Regions from separate parts of the Homo sapiens genome. Here all the other regions are linked to region 1. A link is a contact called in ENCODE Hi-C data. All regions are on one chromosome and are shown on one strand. The core of a region is the stretch at or near the end of the contact, and the rest is flanking DNA. Distances in the headings are between cores, read along the strand shown. Region 1 holds the start of ANP32B (acidic nuclear phosphoprotein 32 family member B). Region 2 holds the start of SUSD3 (sushi domain containing 3). Region 3 holds the start of FAM120A (family with sequence similarity 120 member A).

What was found. Hi-C counts contacts between places; a loop is a spot of excess contacts on that map. Pooled maps may share reads with other maps.
Region 2: a loop to region 1 is called in a map with no recorded cell type, with 15 times the contacts of the local background. The contact joins the promoter of SUSD3 here to the promoter of ANP32B in region 1. A Hi-C loop is called at or near these places in 2 of 37 single-sample maps with no recorded cell type and 2 of 50 pooled maps.
Region 3: a pooled map shows a loop between it and region 1 (8-fold over the local background). The contact joins the promoter of FAM120A here to the promoter of ANP32B in region 1. A Hi-C loop is called at or near these places in 2 of 37 single-sample maps with no recorded cell type and 8 of 50 pooled maps.

Annotation. Positions count from the first base shown.
Region 1 is chr9:97,980,344-97,985,346 of GRCh38, reverse strand. ANP32B (acidic nuclear phosphoprotein 32 family member B) reads right to left here and starts at 2,006. Exons shown (of 7, transcript NM_006401.3): 1 at 1,738-2,006. The coding sequence starts at 1,791. All of the region lies in intron 2 of LOC124902226 (a long non-coding RNA gene), which reads left to right. RefSeq lists silencers at 677-906, 937-986, 997-1,196, 1,267-1,346, 1,537-1,626 and 2 more and an enhancer at 1,254-2,136.
Region 2 is chr9:93,056,104-93,061,106 of GRCh38, reverse strand. It overlaps SUSD3 (sushi domain containing 3), which reads right to left and starts at 2,406. Exons shown (of 5, transcript NM_145006.4): 1 at 2,277-2,406. The coding sequence starts at 2,364. RefSeq lists enhancers at 232-281, 350-1,330, 1,331-2,311 and silencers at 1,822-2,231, 2,242-2,691.
Region 3 is chr9:93,449,277-93,454,279 of GRCh38, reverse strand. FAM120A (family with sequence similarity 120 member A) reads right to left here and starts at 2,595. Exons shown (of 18, transcript NM_014612.5): 1 at 1,891-2,595. The coding sequence starts at 2,364. It overlaps FAM120AOS (family with sequence similarity 120 member A opposite strand), which reads left to right and starts at 699. Exons shown (of 3, transcript NM_198841.4): 1 at 699-2,133; 2 at 3,681-3,801. The coding sequence starts at 1,571. RefSeq lists enhancers at 499-793, 857-986, 2,566-3,115 and silencers at 1,706-1,885, 2,186-2,315, 2,456-2,985.

The DNA.
Region 1 (5,003 bases), core at 757-3,256:
GCGGTGGAGCCCGGCCCGCCCCGCGTTAGTGGTGACCTCAAAGACTAGAGAGCAAGGATTTAAAATGTCGAGCACACCAGGTAAACCCTGGTCGACGAATTCCCACAAGTTCGCGACTTGTTAACCACAGCCACCTGAGGGCACGAAACCTGGCCGCTCGCTTAGCCCAGAGCGGGTCGGGAGGCCCCGCGGGGCCGCCCTCCGCGGGAAAGCCACTGGCCCGCTGGGGCACCCGGCCGCGGCGCTAACTGGCCCGCGCCGGTCCGCGGCGGGGGGGGGGCTCGCGACGGCGGGCAGCCGCGCTAAACCCGGGAGACGAATGGGGCAATTCCCACAGGTCGGACCCACGCCCACGCAGCCGCGCCGCAAGAGGGCCGCCCTCAGGCCCCTACAGCCCGCAAGGCGCGCGGCCGACCGCACCAGGCCGCTCTCAAGCACGTGGGAGGCCAGAGGCCGCCCGGCCCACGAGCCGAGCCGAAGCCCGCCCAAAATCCCGCGCGCCCGGCGCGGGGCGGGGGCGGCCGCCTGCCGTTGCCCTTTTAAGAAGGGGGAGGGGGTCGGCAGCGCGCCCGCGACGGGATGAGTCGGCGGCGGCCGCGGCGCGCGGCTCCCGCCAGTGGGAGCCAAGCCCCGGCGGGGCGGGGGGAAACAGACCGAGGGCTCGGCGCGGGAAGAGGCGGCCGCCAGCCAGCGCCGAGGGCGGGCGGGCAAGGCCAAGCTCGTGGGCCGGCTCACCAGGCGCAGGGAGACGGGCACCCGCCAACATGGCGCTGCGGCGGCCTGTGGCGCGCCCCGGCTGGCGTGAAGAGCCGCCGCCCGCCCACACGGAGGGGCCAGCCTCCCGGGGCAAGGGCAGGGGCCCCGGGCGCCGCCGCCGCGGCACAGGGGGAAGGGCGAGGCCGTCGCCACAACGGTTGGCCTTGGTCGACCCGGGCTGCCCCTGGGAGGCAGGAGTGGGCAAGGCCGAGGGCGAAGAGGGAGCGAGAGAACGGGGGAGAAAGTTTTATTTTTGGGCTTGAAAAATGGCGGGAACCACGTCCTTTTTTCAAACTTGGCCTCGGGAGGGGCGGCGGTTGCGCCACCTCCGCCGCCCTGGCCCGCCCCTCCCCCGCTCCGCGCGCCGGGCCGCGCCCGCCCAGGCCTCCAGGCGCCCGAGGGGGCTTCTCGCTCCCTTCAAAAGAAAAAAGCCCCCTCCTCGCCCCACGACTGCTGACCTCGGCCGGGCCGGCGCCCACGGCGAGCTCCGGCCACAAGAGCCCCCGTCCCGCCCCACCCGCGCCCCTTCCCCGGCCGGCCCGGGGCGCGCGGAGCCCGGCCTGGCCCAGGCGGGGATGGCCGCGCAGCTCCTCGGCAGGCCGGGCCTCCGCCCGGCCGCGCATCCCGGGAGGCTGCAAACATGGCTCCCAGCGTTACACAACCCCCGCCTCCCTCTCTCGCCGCCGGCCACTTGCACACGCGCTCCCTCAGGGGAAAGACCCCGGCGGGCGAAGCGCTCAAAGTTTGCTTTCCCCCACACCGCTGCCTCCCCCCGGCCGCCCCAGGGGCCCGCGGGCGGCAAAGAGTTAATCCTCGCGCGCTCGCTCCCCCCTCCGCGCCCGCCCGCCTTCCCCGTCCGAGCCCACGAGCTGCGCTCTTCCCCGCGCCGGGGCCGGCGAACCCTCAGCCCGGGCCCCGCAGGTGGCCACCATTACATGCAAGTCATCGGGGGAGAGGGCACCCAGAGGGGTCTCTGCTTACAGCTGCCGGGGTCCGGTTCCTCAGCTCCAGGTGGATCCTCCTCTTCATGTCCATGTTCCCCTCTTCCCCCCTCTTCAAACTTAACTTTCCGCGGCGGGGGCGGAGGGGGGAGAGGCGTCCCGGCTTGCGCAGCGAGGGCCGTCGGAAGGGTTTGCTAGCGGCGGAGGCCGGCGGCGCGGTCCTGGGTGGCGGGCGGCGTGCGGGCAGGCGAGCGGAGCCCCCGGAGCCAAGTTACTCACGGGAGCGGAGAGAAACCATGGAGGGAAAAGGGGGCTGGAGCGCAGCGCTGGGCTCACTACCGCCGCCCCCGGCCGCGGCCTGCACTGCGCTTAAACCGGCGACGCGGCGCGGCAGCTGCTCGGCTCCACTCGGCCCCGCGCGGCGCTGCTCGGCTCGGCGGCCGCGGCTGCACCAAGGCGGGGCGGGGAGACTCGCGGCGGGCGGGGCGGAGGCTGGGGAAAGGCGCAGCCCGAATAGAGGAGCGACTTCCTCCCTCTCTCCGATTGCACGTGGGGCGGCTGATGTAAGACCTTTCTCGTGGGTGGGGGGGCTTCCCCGCCCCCCGGCCCCCGCCGCGCTGAGACTCCTTCTACCTCCGGCCCCACGTCGTCGCGCCCGGAGCTGGGCTTGCGGCCCGGGCTGGGAGGTTCGCGGGAAGGGTTGGTGGGAAGCTTTGCAGTCCGGCTGCGGGGGTCCCTAAAACCCAGTCCATCCGGGGAGGCTCACGGGGGCGGCCCGACGCCCGCGGAGGCGCGAGATGTGAAGAAGCCGGGGACAGGCTTTGACGTTCACCTTTTGCCTGCCACACAGTCTGGGGCCAACAGGCCGAACCCCGCTGCCTCCTTGGCAGACTGGCGTCCGTAGTGCCGCCGAGGATCCCCCCCGTCGGGACGGAATCGCGGCCGACCGGCCCTGGCAGGGCAGCTGGGGTCGCTTGCTAAGCCACAGAGCAGCCGAGCATCCCCACCCTGTTCAGGAGAGTCTCCCTCGGTTTTCTAACATTTTAATAGGAGCTAGAGAAGGAAACGATTAGCATTTCTAATAGGGCCTCAGGGTTTCCCCGCAGACTTTTTTTTTTAATCTCATTTATTCCTTAGGGCACCCCTGTGAAGTGTGTAAATTCTTGGTGGTCTAAGTTTCGCTGAAACCTGGCAGGCAGCCTTTGTCATGGTCTGGCCCAAAGGGTCCCAGGGGTTAGAGCACCAGATCGGGATGAGTGTTGTGCTTTGCAGAACACCGGGGAATGACGTTATATTCAGCGTACAATAAGTAAATACATAATGTGTCAAATCAAATACAATCTAAGAAGATCGTACTGACAAGAAGCACCAAAAACTAAGAACAATTTGTTAAAGAAAAACTTGAAATTCTATGTATTAACATGAAGTTTTATGGAAGTTAAGAAAGTGCCCCCTTTCCTATTTTACCTAAGTTTTAGTGGCAAACAACCCAAATTTAGTTGTAAACCAATTATATATCAGCTTTTAAAATACTGAGTGAGTTAACATTTGAAGATGAAAGTTTTAGAAGGAATATGGGAAAAGAAAAACTTTCTGGTAGTAGTTCCCTGACTCCGTTTGTAGTCTCAGCAGACGTCTTTATGACAAGGGAAAATGGAGACAGATGTTCTCAGGGTTACAAAAGGTCTGTAACTAAGGTTATGAGAACCACAGGGCTATGCAATGAGGGCTTTTACCAAACAAAACAAAACAAAACAAAAAATCGGTTTCATGAGCCAACAAGCGATTATTGAGGATCTGCTTTAAGGGGCTTGATATTATTTCTCTAATTCTCAGACAACTTTCTGAAGTAGGTGATAATTTAATCATTTTACAGATGAGGAGCTCAGGAATCTTAAGCTGCACGTCCAGCAAGAAGCAGAGCTAGGATTTACACCCAGATAGGTCTGACTCCACAGCCCACCATCTTGTGCTACATCATCAGTCTGGCTAGAGTGGAGTCATAGCATGGTGGGGGGCTACTTTGGTGCTGTAGGTTGGGAACAGTTGCAGAGGGCTTTTAATACCAAACAGCATGCAAGTGTCCTCGTGCAGGAAAAGGGGGGATGGTGCTGAAGGAGTCTTAAACGTGGTAGCTCTGTGCTAGAGAGTGGTAACCTGATGGCTCCCGGAGGAGGTGGTATTAATCCTTAGCATCAGGGCAAATCTTGAGACTCTGTCCTCTCTTTATGGCCAACTGGAGGGTATGAAGGACTCTTTCCCTAGGGTACATAGCTCACAGGATAGATGTGTGTTTTATAGTATTAAGCCACAAAGTAATTAATAAACATAGCCACAATGTGCTGCAAATAGAAGGCAAAAGAGCCAAAGGAGGAGAGACTACAGACACGGCACTGTCCGTTCTTACGCAGCCGGTGCTGGCATGCACCTCTGTGAACAAAGAGCATGTGTTCCAGTGACATGCTTCTTTGTCAGGGGCTTCACTGCCAGAGGCATAAATAACACAGGCAGAGCAGGGTGTGTCTCATTGCCCTGCCAACATCTTCTACGGGACTGTCAGTCTACAGGCCTGAAGGGGCTGTTGTCACAGCGCCTGGGTTTTGAATATTGCTGCTCTTAACATCATTCTCTGCATCTGTGTGTGAGAAAGATGTAGAATATTCAATTATATCTAATCTGCAAGTATTATCATGTCCATGGATTTATGGATTTCAACAAGGGCTGAAAGGGAATAAGGAAATGTAAAAACAGTTTGTTAGACCAAACTAAGAATGAACTTCTTTTTACTTCCATTGATGTTAACGTTTGACCAGTAAGTAATAAAAATATCAAATAATGCCAGGTTTTGGCACCCCTTGAGCCTTAAAACTGCCTGTTAATCAGAATGGCTATGTATTCCAAAAAGCTCTAAAATGTCTGAGCGGAACACTCCGAGCCAGTTTGTAACTCCTTGGACCTGTGCCCCACCCCGCTGCCTCAGCAACAGCATGTTACTTGTCATGTCATCATATGACTTGAGCCTTCCCCACAAACTTTGTGGCTGTGGACAGACTTTAATAAATCTGAAGATGAGAGGAAACAGCCCTACTAGGTCATTGATTTAACTAGCTCTGAAACCAGCTTAACAGAATGGGCACATTTTAGTAACGACAGTATATGAAGCTGATATATAATATAGAGTGAGGAAATGATTACTCTTTAAATACTTCCATTCTTCCCGTCCTCTTCTACACGCATGTGCATACACTGGTAAGAACATATCTCTTCCCCAGCCCGGAGTTTCCACAACTTAGTGTGTGTACCTCT
Region 2 (5,003 bases), core at 1,157-3,656, 4.9 Mb after region 1:
GGCTGACCTGGGAGCAGGGCCAGGGGCCAGTCATACAACAAACATGATAAACTCCTACTCTGAGCTAGTCTCCCCCGCGCCCTGCCCTTCTCCCAGGGCGCTCATGGGAGATGAGGGAAGACCACTTCCTGCCTCTCAGGAAGATCAGTCTGTCCACACTACTGTGCTCTTCATATCTACTCTAGGAAAACCAGTGGTAATGGCCCCATTTTAAAGATGGTGGGAAAAACACACATCCCCGTGCTATGTTTTTGGTTTTTGTTTTGTTTTGAGACAGAATCTCGCTCTGTTGCCCAGGGTGGAGTGCAGTGAGGTGATCACAGCTCACTGTAGCCTCGAACTCTGGACGAAAGCAATCCTTCCACCTTTCAGCCTCCCGAATAGCTGGGACTACAGGCGCATGCCACCATGCTCAGCTAATTTTTTTTTTGCATTTTTTGTAGATACGGGGTCTTGCTATGTTACCCAGGTTGGTTTCGAGCTCCTGGACTCAAGCAATCCGCCCACCTCAGCCTCCCAAAGTGTGGGATTAGAGGCATGAGCCACCACTCCTGGTCAGTGGTGTTTTAGTGTCAAATCCTCTCCAAAGGCTCCCAACCCCCCAGCCTCTAACTTCACAGCACATTTCACAGAGCAAGAAACTGAGGTCACATGGCAGGGGAGTGATGGAGTCCAGATGATGGCATCATCCCTGCACCAGAACAAGTACCCTCCCTGGGCTCCACTGGGCCTGTCCACAAGCTTGGGGGCAGGTATACAGTGGGGAAACTGGGGCACATGGGGAAACTGAGGCACAGAGGTACAGCGACTCACCCCAGGTCACAGGGGGGATCCTAACCCAAAACTCCAACAAGGGGGCCAGTGCCTGGGAAGTGGTCATGGTGGTCAGAGGCAGAGCCAGGGCCAGGCAGGATGAACAAGAGCACAGGGTGCCAGACTAAGCTCCATTCCCAGCACAAATTCCAAGGCAAACAGCCTTTTGTATGCAAATATGCCAGAGCCTCCAGATACTCCCTGGCCTTGGGCTGACCTTGGGCAAGTCAAGGCTATCCAAAGGGCACTGGCACCCACGCCCCCAGGCTGTTGTGCCAGTAGAAGGGGCTCCTCAGGTAGTACCAGGCCCTGGGCAGGCCTTGCTCAAACACAGGAGCAAAAGTGCTCATCACCCCAACACCAAATTAGGGACTCTGGACATTAGGCTGCCAGAGTCAAACTAAATAAACCAAATCCACCAGCGCCAGGAACAAGTCTCAGCGCCCACTTTGCTGAGCTGCGGACCTCTGCTCGGTGAATTAGCTCCCTGAGCCGCAGTTTCCCCAACTGTGAGAGGAAGCCATTCTCCTGCCACCTTCCTGCCAGTTCCCTGGGGCTGCAGGCTGACAGTGTGACCTGGTCCAGCCCACCCCACTCCGGGCCTCAGCTTCCTCCTGCGCAGAGCCTTAGCCCCGCAACGCCTGAGACGCCCAGAACCCTCAGGCCTAACGTTCGTGGGCAGTGGCCGCGGAAGTAAGCTTTTGGGATATCTGAGACCCAGAGTTCCGGTTTGGTTCCGTTTCTAAAAGGGTTAGACTTTAGAATCATTCAAGGAGCAAGGCCAGCATTCGAACCCCGGAGCCTTGGGCACGGGAGCAGACAACTCTTTAAGCACATTCTTGAATTCAAACACTTAAAAGTAAAATAAAAAGCAGCTTCTCTTCCTTCCAAAGGCCTCTGAGCCTCCTCCGAGACAGCCGAGGCGATCCCAAGCCTGGCTACAGGGTGACCTCGGACAGCCACTCCCCTCTCGCAGGCTCAGTTTCTCCATCTGTAAAGTGGAGCTGCGCTGGTCACCAAGGAATCGTGAAGATGACACCTCCCTCAGGCGCAGAGAGGGCTCCCGGCTCCCCCCTCCCGCCCCCGCGCCACCCGCCCGCCAGGTGAGGCCGGTTTCGACTTCCCCGGGAGGGGCGCGGAGGGGCCCGGAGCCTGCGGCGTGGAGAGGCTTGGCCGGCCGCGCTGTCCGCAGACGCCCGGGACCAAGGCGCTGCGGCCACTCGGGAACGGGCGCGCGGGCTGCTGCGTGCAGCCGCCTGGTTTCGAACTGCTCGCTGCCAGGCTTCGGCTCCGCTAGGGCGCCTGCTGGGCCGGCGGAGGGTCGAGGAGGTTCGTCCTCGGGGCAGATCGTTGCTGTGGCCCCCACCCACGGCTGTGCGGCCCCGCGACCCCCTCCCCTCGGCTTTCCCGTCTGTGAAATGGGCGCAGAGCCCCGCACGCGGCCACTCGGCCCCAGCCCTCACCTGTGCGGTTCCCTGGGGCAGGCGTGGTGACCCCGGCCCGCCCCCGGGGCCTCGCCTTGCCACGGAGGGTGGCGGCCGCCCAGCGCATCCTGCGCGCTCCGAGGCGCTTGGCGGGGTCTGCCAGGGGAGTGAGCCCGGCTTGTGGGGGCGGGGCCTGGGCCTGGGCCTGGGTGAGGGGCGGGGAGGCCCCGCCCTCCACGCCCGCCCAGGGGCGGTTCCATGCAACTTACAGACCACGCCCACACGTTGGACTGGGGCCGAGGTCCGGCCGGGGGCTGTGGGCGGGGGCCCTTGGGGAGACCAAATACCCAGCGGGCCAAGGCAGCCGGCTGAGCGGAAAGTGTTGCTACTCCGGGGCGTTGCACGCGTGGCTACCTCTGCCCAACACCCTTCCCCCATCCCTTCCTGTTCTCACCTTCACTCCTAGTGTGGTTTTTCCATGTGCTTCTGTGTTTTTATTTTTTGAGCAGGATTTTGCCTTCTCAGGGTGCCGGATTCGGCCGGTACCAAAGGGCAAACAGCAAAACGCCTCCCCGGCCCGCCCCTCCCGTAACCCACTCACCCCCAGAGTCCTGTGTGGACCCAGCCTTCTTTCCCTGTCTCTCACTGGGCCAGGCCGTCTGAGGCACACTGAGGTCTGGGTGCCCTTGTTGTCTTCGGTTCTCACTGAGGGGCCCCCGGCTGGGGGAAACAGGATGGAAAGCCCTGGGGTCTGTCTGCAGGGCCCACCACACCTGGAGGCCTCCCTTCTCCTGGCTTCCCCTTCCCACCCAGCTCCACTTGCAGCAGGCCCAGAGCTGTGATCCGGGCTCTTTCTCTCCCTCTGACCCCACCCAACCCAGGCTTAGCCCCCTGCCCAGGCAGCCACCAAAGGGTTGGGTGTGGTGTCAGGCCTCAGACATCCTGGATCTTGGGCTGCTTGTGGGAGACCACCTGAGCCATGCCTATTCCTGTGGAGCTGGCAAAGGCAATCCTGGCAGAGGGAACAGCAGGTGCAAAGGCCCTGGTTTGGCAATGTGTGGCAGCAGAAGCCCAGTGCGGCTGGCTTAGGCATGCCTCCAGGAGCGCAGAAGGTGGCCCAGGTGGGCCAGGCTGGCTCTAGAGTGCCTGGCAGGTGACCGTGAAGAGTGTGGATGTTCAGGTGGACCATGAAGCAGGGTTCCAGCAGGGCAGCCCCTCCCCGTCTCTGCTTTCCGAGCCCTCCAAAGCTGAGGTTCAGTGTGAAACGTGAGGGGCCCTCCCCCTTTCGCCATCAGGGTTGGCGTCACCCCTGATATGTTCTTCCCACTTGGACTTGTGGGTCACACACGATGGCTTACTTCAATCTCCTTTATTCAAAATCAAGCATGTGTATTCTTTCTGCCATGTCGGGAAGGGCAGGGCCATCAGCAGTGCCCACTCCAGACCACACTCTGGGACCCCAGAATGTCTTGCCAAGTGGCCCCTAGCCCACCTCTCAGGCCTGTGTGGTCCCTTCCCTGGTTTTGCCCACCATGCACCACCAGGCAGAAGGCCACTGCCTGTAGGTGCATGGACAGGGCTGGGAGGGAGGTCTGGGGCAGCCCTCCAATAGCTGGGTGGAGCTAGGTGGGGATGGAAAACACCAGGCTGCCTGCAGCTCCCTAAGCCACCACGCTGTGACCCAGGCCTTCAGGAGCCTTCAAATGCTAAACACCTGGCCATTTAGGAAGTGTGTTTCCTAGAGCTGTGTAACATAGTACCCCAGACTGGGTGCCTGAGAACAACAGAAATTTATTGTCTTATGGTTCAGGAGGCCAGAAGTCTGAGATCAGGGTGTCGGCAGGCCTGCAGTCCCTCCAAAAACTCCAGGAGAACAGCCTTCCTTGTATCATCCAGCTTCTGGCAGTTCCTTGGCCGGTGGCAACTTAACTCCTGTCTACACATGGTGCTCTCCCTGTGTCTCTCTGTGTTCAAATCTCTCTTCTAAGGACACCAGTCATATTAGATTAGAGCCCACCGTAATGTCCTCATCTTAACTTAAGACCCTATAAAGAGTCTGTAAAGACCGGCCAGGCTCAGTGGCTCACGCCTGTAATCCCAGCACATTGGGAGGCAGAGGCAGGTGGATCATAAGGTCAGGAGTTTGCGACCAGCCTGGCCAACATGGTGAAACCCTGTCTCTACTAAAAATACAAAAATTAGCTGGGCATGGTGGCGCGTGCCTGTAGTCCCAGTTACTTGGGAAGCTGAGGCAGGAGAATCACTTGAACCCGGGAGGCGGAGGTTGTGGTGAGCTGAGATTGTGCCACTGCACTCCAGCCTGGGCAACAGAGCAAGACACCATCTCAAGAAAAAAAAAAAAAAAAAGAAGAGTCTGTAAAGACCTTGTCTCCAAATAAGGTCATATTTGGAGGTACTGAGGGTTAGGACTTAAACATATAGATTTTGGGGGACACAGTTCAGCCCCTGACAGGTGGGATCAAGGAGGAAAGAGCATGTTTTTCTGAGCAGTCTGTCGCTTGGTTGGGTTGTGGACATTCAGGCTTGTGGCGCTGGGCCTCCATTTGTACTGTTAGGGGACCTGGAGGTGGCCTAAGGACCTCTGTCATGTCGTTTCCACAGGGAACTGTATGCCTTGCTGTGGCTCAGAACACCCATTTGCTGCCAAAAGGCCATCTTCAGGAGCTATGGGAGGGATCTGAGGCTGGTTCTGGAGGTGGGCCTGTCACCTATTTGAACACTGATCAGGGCCATCTTGTCCACCTT
Region 3 (5,003 bases), core at 1,346-3,845, 4.5 Mb after region 1:
ATTCATTTTGTGCAATTCGCACTATAATATGACCCTAGGTCAATAATTAAAAGCTTAGCAAAAGCAAAATACAGACAAAATTATCCCATTATCCCGTGTCCAGAAACCTAAGTGAAAAAGACGATCTTAAATGGAGCTTAAATCTAGTTTCCTAACACTGACACATTGGTCTGAATTCTGAGCACCTACTAGGTGTGCGAGGCATTCAAAGGGGTGCAAAGATAAAGAAACTGTAGAATTAAAAAGAACTCAACAGTTCTTTAAAGATACAGTGACCATATGCATACATACTGATTCTAATCCTAAGTAATATTCACAGTGTTCCCTTGAAAGTCGCTTGACTAGTTAAGTAGAGAGCTGTGCGGTTACCAAAGGCAAGTCAGTGCAGCTCATCCTGTCTTTTAAGTAGTCTTTTCCATCTCTGAACAAGACTAAACTATGAACACTTTTACGCTCTATTAGGGAGATGGATCGCTTCAGACAAATGGCAGCACCTTACTTCCCTGAGCGCCCCAGGCTCCGATTCAGAAATTAAAAGGCAGGCACTTCCTCTCACCCGAACTTCCCTGAGGAATGGCAGCTGTGTGTCTGCCAGGCGCAGGGGCCAATCGGGACTCTGCCGGCCGCCTCCACCCACGACTTAAACACCATCTCACCAATTGCAACCGGATCGTGGGTGGGACTTCCGCTATCATTTTAGGCTTAACTACCACCATCTCCTCGCGGGCAGTGGGGGCAACCGCGAAGACAGAATTTCACAAACTTTCAGCTCCAGCAGTTTCAAGGAAATGTCAAATGACAAGATGGAAGACCGAGTGTCAAGAGCTAAGACAACAAAAAGGCCCCCAAAATTTGTTTTCAAGAAAACCAATGAAAAAAGCAAGCAATCAGAACGTGAAGTCCAGGATCATGGATGTGCTTATCTTCACAGTCACTGCTGGGTCCTGAAGTTCTCCTCTGGCCCAGTGCCAGCTGCGAAGCCCTCTGCCAAAGGGCCAGAGGAGGCCGGTGATATAGAGCTCTGATTACCCACCCGTCAGGGCACCGCTGAAGGTCACTGAATACTTACTGTGCACCCGAAAAATAAATCCTGCGAGTTCACGCCCGCGTAGTTCGCCCCCTGATTTTGAGCGACTCCTTTCGCATGGGATCTACAAAACCGAACTGCCTTAAAGACCTCTTTCACACGGACGTGAAGTCACAGAACTGACAAAATCCCATCCTGTCAAAGTGCACGGGTCTTTGAAATCTAACACAAAAAGCCATAGAAAGATTCTCTAAACACCCTGTACTAAGAGGAACACGGACAGGGCACTGCGTTCTGAAGTAGAGGCCAGGGCACTGGCCCTTAGACACGTCTCGCTGTCACCGGGCTAACAACATTGGCAAGGGCGGCGGCAGCAGCACTGATATTTGCAGCCCCCAAGGGCTCTGGCGAAACCCCCTCTATTACTCTGTATCCTGCCTGCTTCCAAGATGAACCTGTTGCTGGGAAAGAACAGGCTAAATTAGAAAAGGGAGTATTTTGTCAAAGTTGAAGGTGAGTGATAGCCTGCCCGCCTCAAATAGGATGGGAAAAACTAAGGATATTGGGGATGATGACACTGTCGCCTCCGAATTCTGGTCCGGGGCTCTCTCCCAGCCCTCAAGTGTCCCCACGCGGCCGCGGACCCCGAACAGGGACAGCTGGAGACGGGCTTGGGCAGCGCGCGGCCTGCACCCGCGGCCATCCATCTTGCAGCCCGGCCCGGCCAGGCTATCCCGGGCAAGGGCTGGGGGAACTCGCTGCCCCCAGCGCCGCCACGGCCGGGCGACATTCTGCGCCCTGGGAAGGGGGATAGGGGTGCGGCGCGGCCCCGGTCCCCGGCCCGCCCGGATCCCCGGCCTCACCTTGACGTGGAAGCGGATGAGCGCCAGGCGGATGCAGTGGGCCATGCAGACGGGCGGCAGGAACCAGACCTTTGGCGGCGGGGTGCCCTTGTTCTGGACATGGCTGACGATCTGCTGTGCCGTCTGGCGCTCGTTGCCCTGCCGCTTGACCCACTCGTGCAGCCGGGCCTTCTCGAGCGCGCCGTTGAAGAAGACGAAGAGCTCGATGTTGCCGCCGAAGCAGGCCTTGGCCAGCGCCGCCAGGTAGCCAAGCATGTGGTTCCACTGGCCGCCGCTGACCCAGTCGGTGTAGAAGCCGCCGTAGAGGCGGTGCAGGCAGTTGTCGGCGTCCACCAGCAGGCGCAGCGGGGTCTGCGGGGGCCGCTGCCGCCCGCCGCCCACCAGGCTGCCCCGGGCCAGCTTCTGCAGCTCCACCGGCACCACGGCGCTCGGGCAGTGCTTCTCGATGTAGTCCTGGAAGCCCTGCACGCCCATGGCGGCGGCGGGGGCGCGGGCGCGGGTGCGGGCGGGGGGCGGCGGGGCCGGGGGTGGTGGGGCCGTGGCGCGCGGGCGGGCTGGCGGGCGGGGGCGGCGGCCTCTAGGGGGGACTGGGGCGGGTCGGGGGCGCGCTCATGGCCGCCGCGGCCGCCATGTGCTGCCGCCTCCCAGGGCCATGTCTGGGGAGGGACCTGCCGCCGCCGCCGCTGCCGCCGCTGCGAGGCCGAGGCCGAGGCCGAGGCTGAGGGCCGGGGCGGGGCGGGCGGGCGGCGCTGACGTAGCGGACCCGCCCGGCGCGGACGCCGCCCAGGCCCGCCGGCTAGCAGGCGGAAGAGGCGGCGCCGGCGGGACGCGGCTCGGGGCTCCCGGAGGCGGCGGCGGAGGCGGAGGCCCGGAGTTGGGCCGGGACGGGATCCGGGAGGCTTCTGAGCCGGAGCAGGCAGCGCCTGGAGGCCAGAGGCCGTTCGCCCGCCTCAGGCCGGTCGGCCGCCGCTCCCCTCCCCTGCGCCCTGTTCCCGGCAGGGCCAGAGAGGCCGCCGCCTCCGCCCGGTGGTTCTCGGGCGAAGGGAAGCCGCGAAGCAGGTCCTGGGGAAGAGCTCGCCTGCTCCTGAGGGAAGCAGCGATAAGATGGCGCTTTGAAGGGGAGCCGAGGCCGAGTCACTCTGTTCGTCGGGACGCCGCCTTTCTAACGCCGCCGTCGGCTCGCACCACTCTGGGCCTGCTGCCCACACTGACTGCGGGGTCCGGGAGAGCGGGATGCTGGCCGGCCGCGCCTGGCTTCTTGGAAAGAGCAGGAAGGAGCGCGAGAATGCAGTTCCGCGGCAGGTGCTCATCCCAGCAGCTTCGGGCTCTCGGTTGTGGTTTTTACACCTATGACAAATGACATGGCCAAACACACCATAATGTCTGAAGGTACAGGTAGCCCTAAGCGCCTGCTCGTCACGGAAGAGACTGTCTTGAGAGCACAGGTCTGTTGCAGCGTGGGAAAGCCTGCGTTACCACTGCGCAATGGCTAGACTGAAACGTGCGCCTTTGCAGTGGATCTCCCAGCTCTTCTGAGGGAGAGGGATTTGAATCTTGTTGCTTTAGTAGCATCTTCTGGAAGGAGGTCGTTTACGTAAATTCTGTTCCAAAGCTCTGTCGTAACTGCTTCTAAAATGAGGTTGATACTGTATGTATATTAGGCTTGCATAAAACATTTTCAAAAAGAGATTAATGTCTTTCAGAATATAAATTTAGAAACCCAGCACTCTAAAAGTTTTAAAGTGCCGCTTTTACTTACCTTCATCTCTCCATTTGTTCTTTTTTTGGAGAAACCTCTGTAGAGGAGCAGGATGCAACCGACAGGCTGTGGCCGGACAGCTGCTGCCCAGCACATGGAGCCTGCACGCGCACGGTTTGGCCAAAGAAGCCCCCATACTCCCGGTGAAAAAGGCAAGTTGGATTTTTCTGCTTTCTTTTCTGATACCCACCTCAAATGCAAGCCAGTATCATACGTACATAAATTAAATGCTGCTGGTATTTTAGGAAGTTACATTTAAAAGCAGGCTGACAAGTTATGCCACTCACCTATGCATAAAATTAGTCACAAAGCCAGGATGACATGTTATCTAAAAATAATACAGGCCAGGTGCGGTGGCTCACGCCTGTAATCCCAGCATTTTGGGAGGCCGAGGCGGGTGAATCATTTGAGATCAGGAGTTCGAGACCAGCCTGGCCAACATGGTGAAACCCCGTCTCTACTAAAAATGCAAAAATTAGGCGGGCCTGGTGGTGTGTGCGCCTGTAATCCCAGCTACTTGGGAGGCTGAGGCAGGAGAATTGGTTGAACCCGGGAGGCGGAGGTTGCAGTCAGCGGAGATGGCACCACTGCACTCTCTAGCCTGGGCAAAAAGCGAGATTCCGTCTCAAAAATAAATAAATAAATAAAAGAAATAATACAGTTAGCCATTAAATAACGAGCAAAATCCAGAAATATCCAAATTTGCTTTTATAACCCAAGGCAGGTTCACAAGGTGAGGAGTAGTAGTTTTTAATCACTCGTATTTTCATTTGTAGCATTGCATTCCGTGTATTTACCTTTTCTTTAAACACTCTTGCTTTTAATTTTTAAAAATGCATTAGTGCGGCCGGGCGTGGTGGCTCACGCCTGTAATCCCAGCACGTTGGGAGGCCGAGGCGGGCAGATCACGAGGTCAAGAGATGGAGACCATCCTAGCCAACATGGTAAAACCCCATCTCTACTAAAAACACAAAAATTAGCCGAGCGTGGTGGTGCGCACCTGTAGTCCCAGCTACTCGGGAGGCTGAGGCAGGAGAATTGCTTGAACCTGGGAGGTGGAGGTTGCAGTGATCACGCCACTGCACTCCAGACTGGCAACAGAGCGAGGCTCCATCTCAAAAAAAAAAAAAAAAAAAAATGCCAGTGCCAGTATCTGGAATTCTGGAAATAAATTTATTTTCACCTTATTATATTGTAGAGGTCTAAGGTTCTGGAGTCAGGCCCCCAATATCCATCTTATGATAAGTCTGTGCCCTTGCAAAAATATTTACCTTATTGAACCTTGGATTTTATCATCTGTAAAATCAACATATTAATAGTACTTAACCTCCCAGGTTGTTATAAGGATTAAATC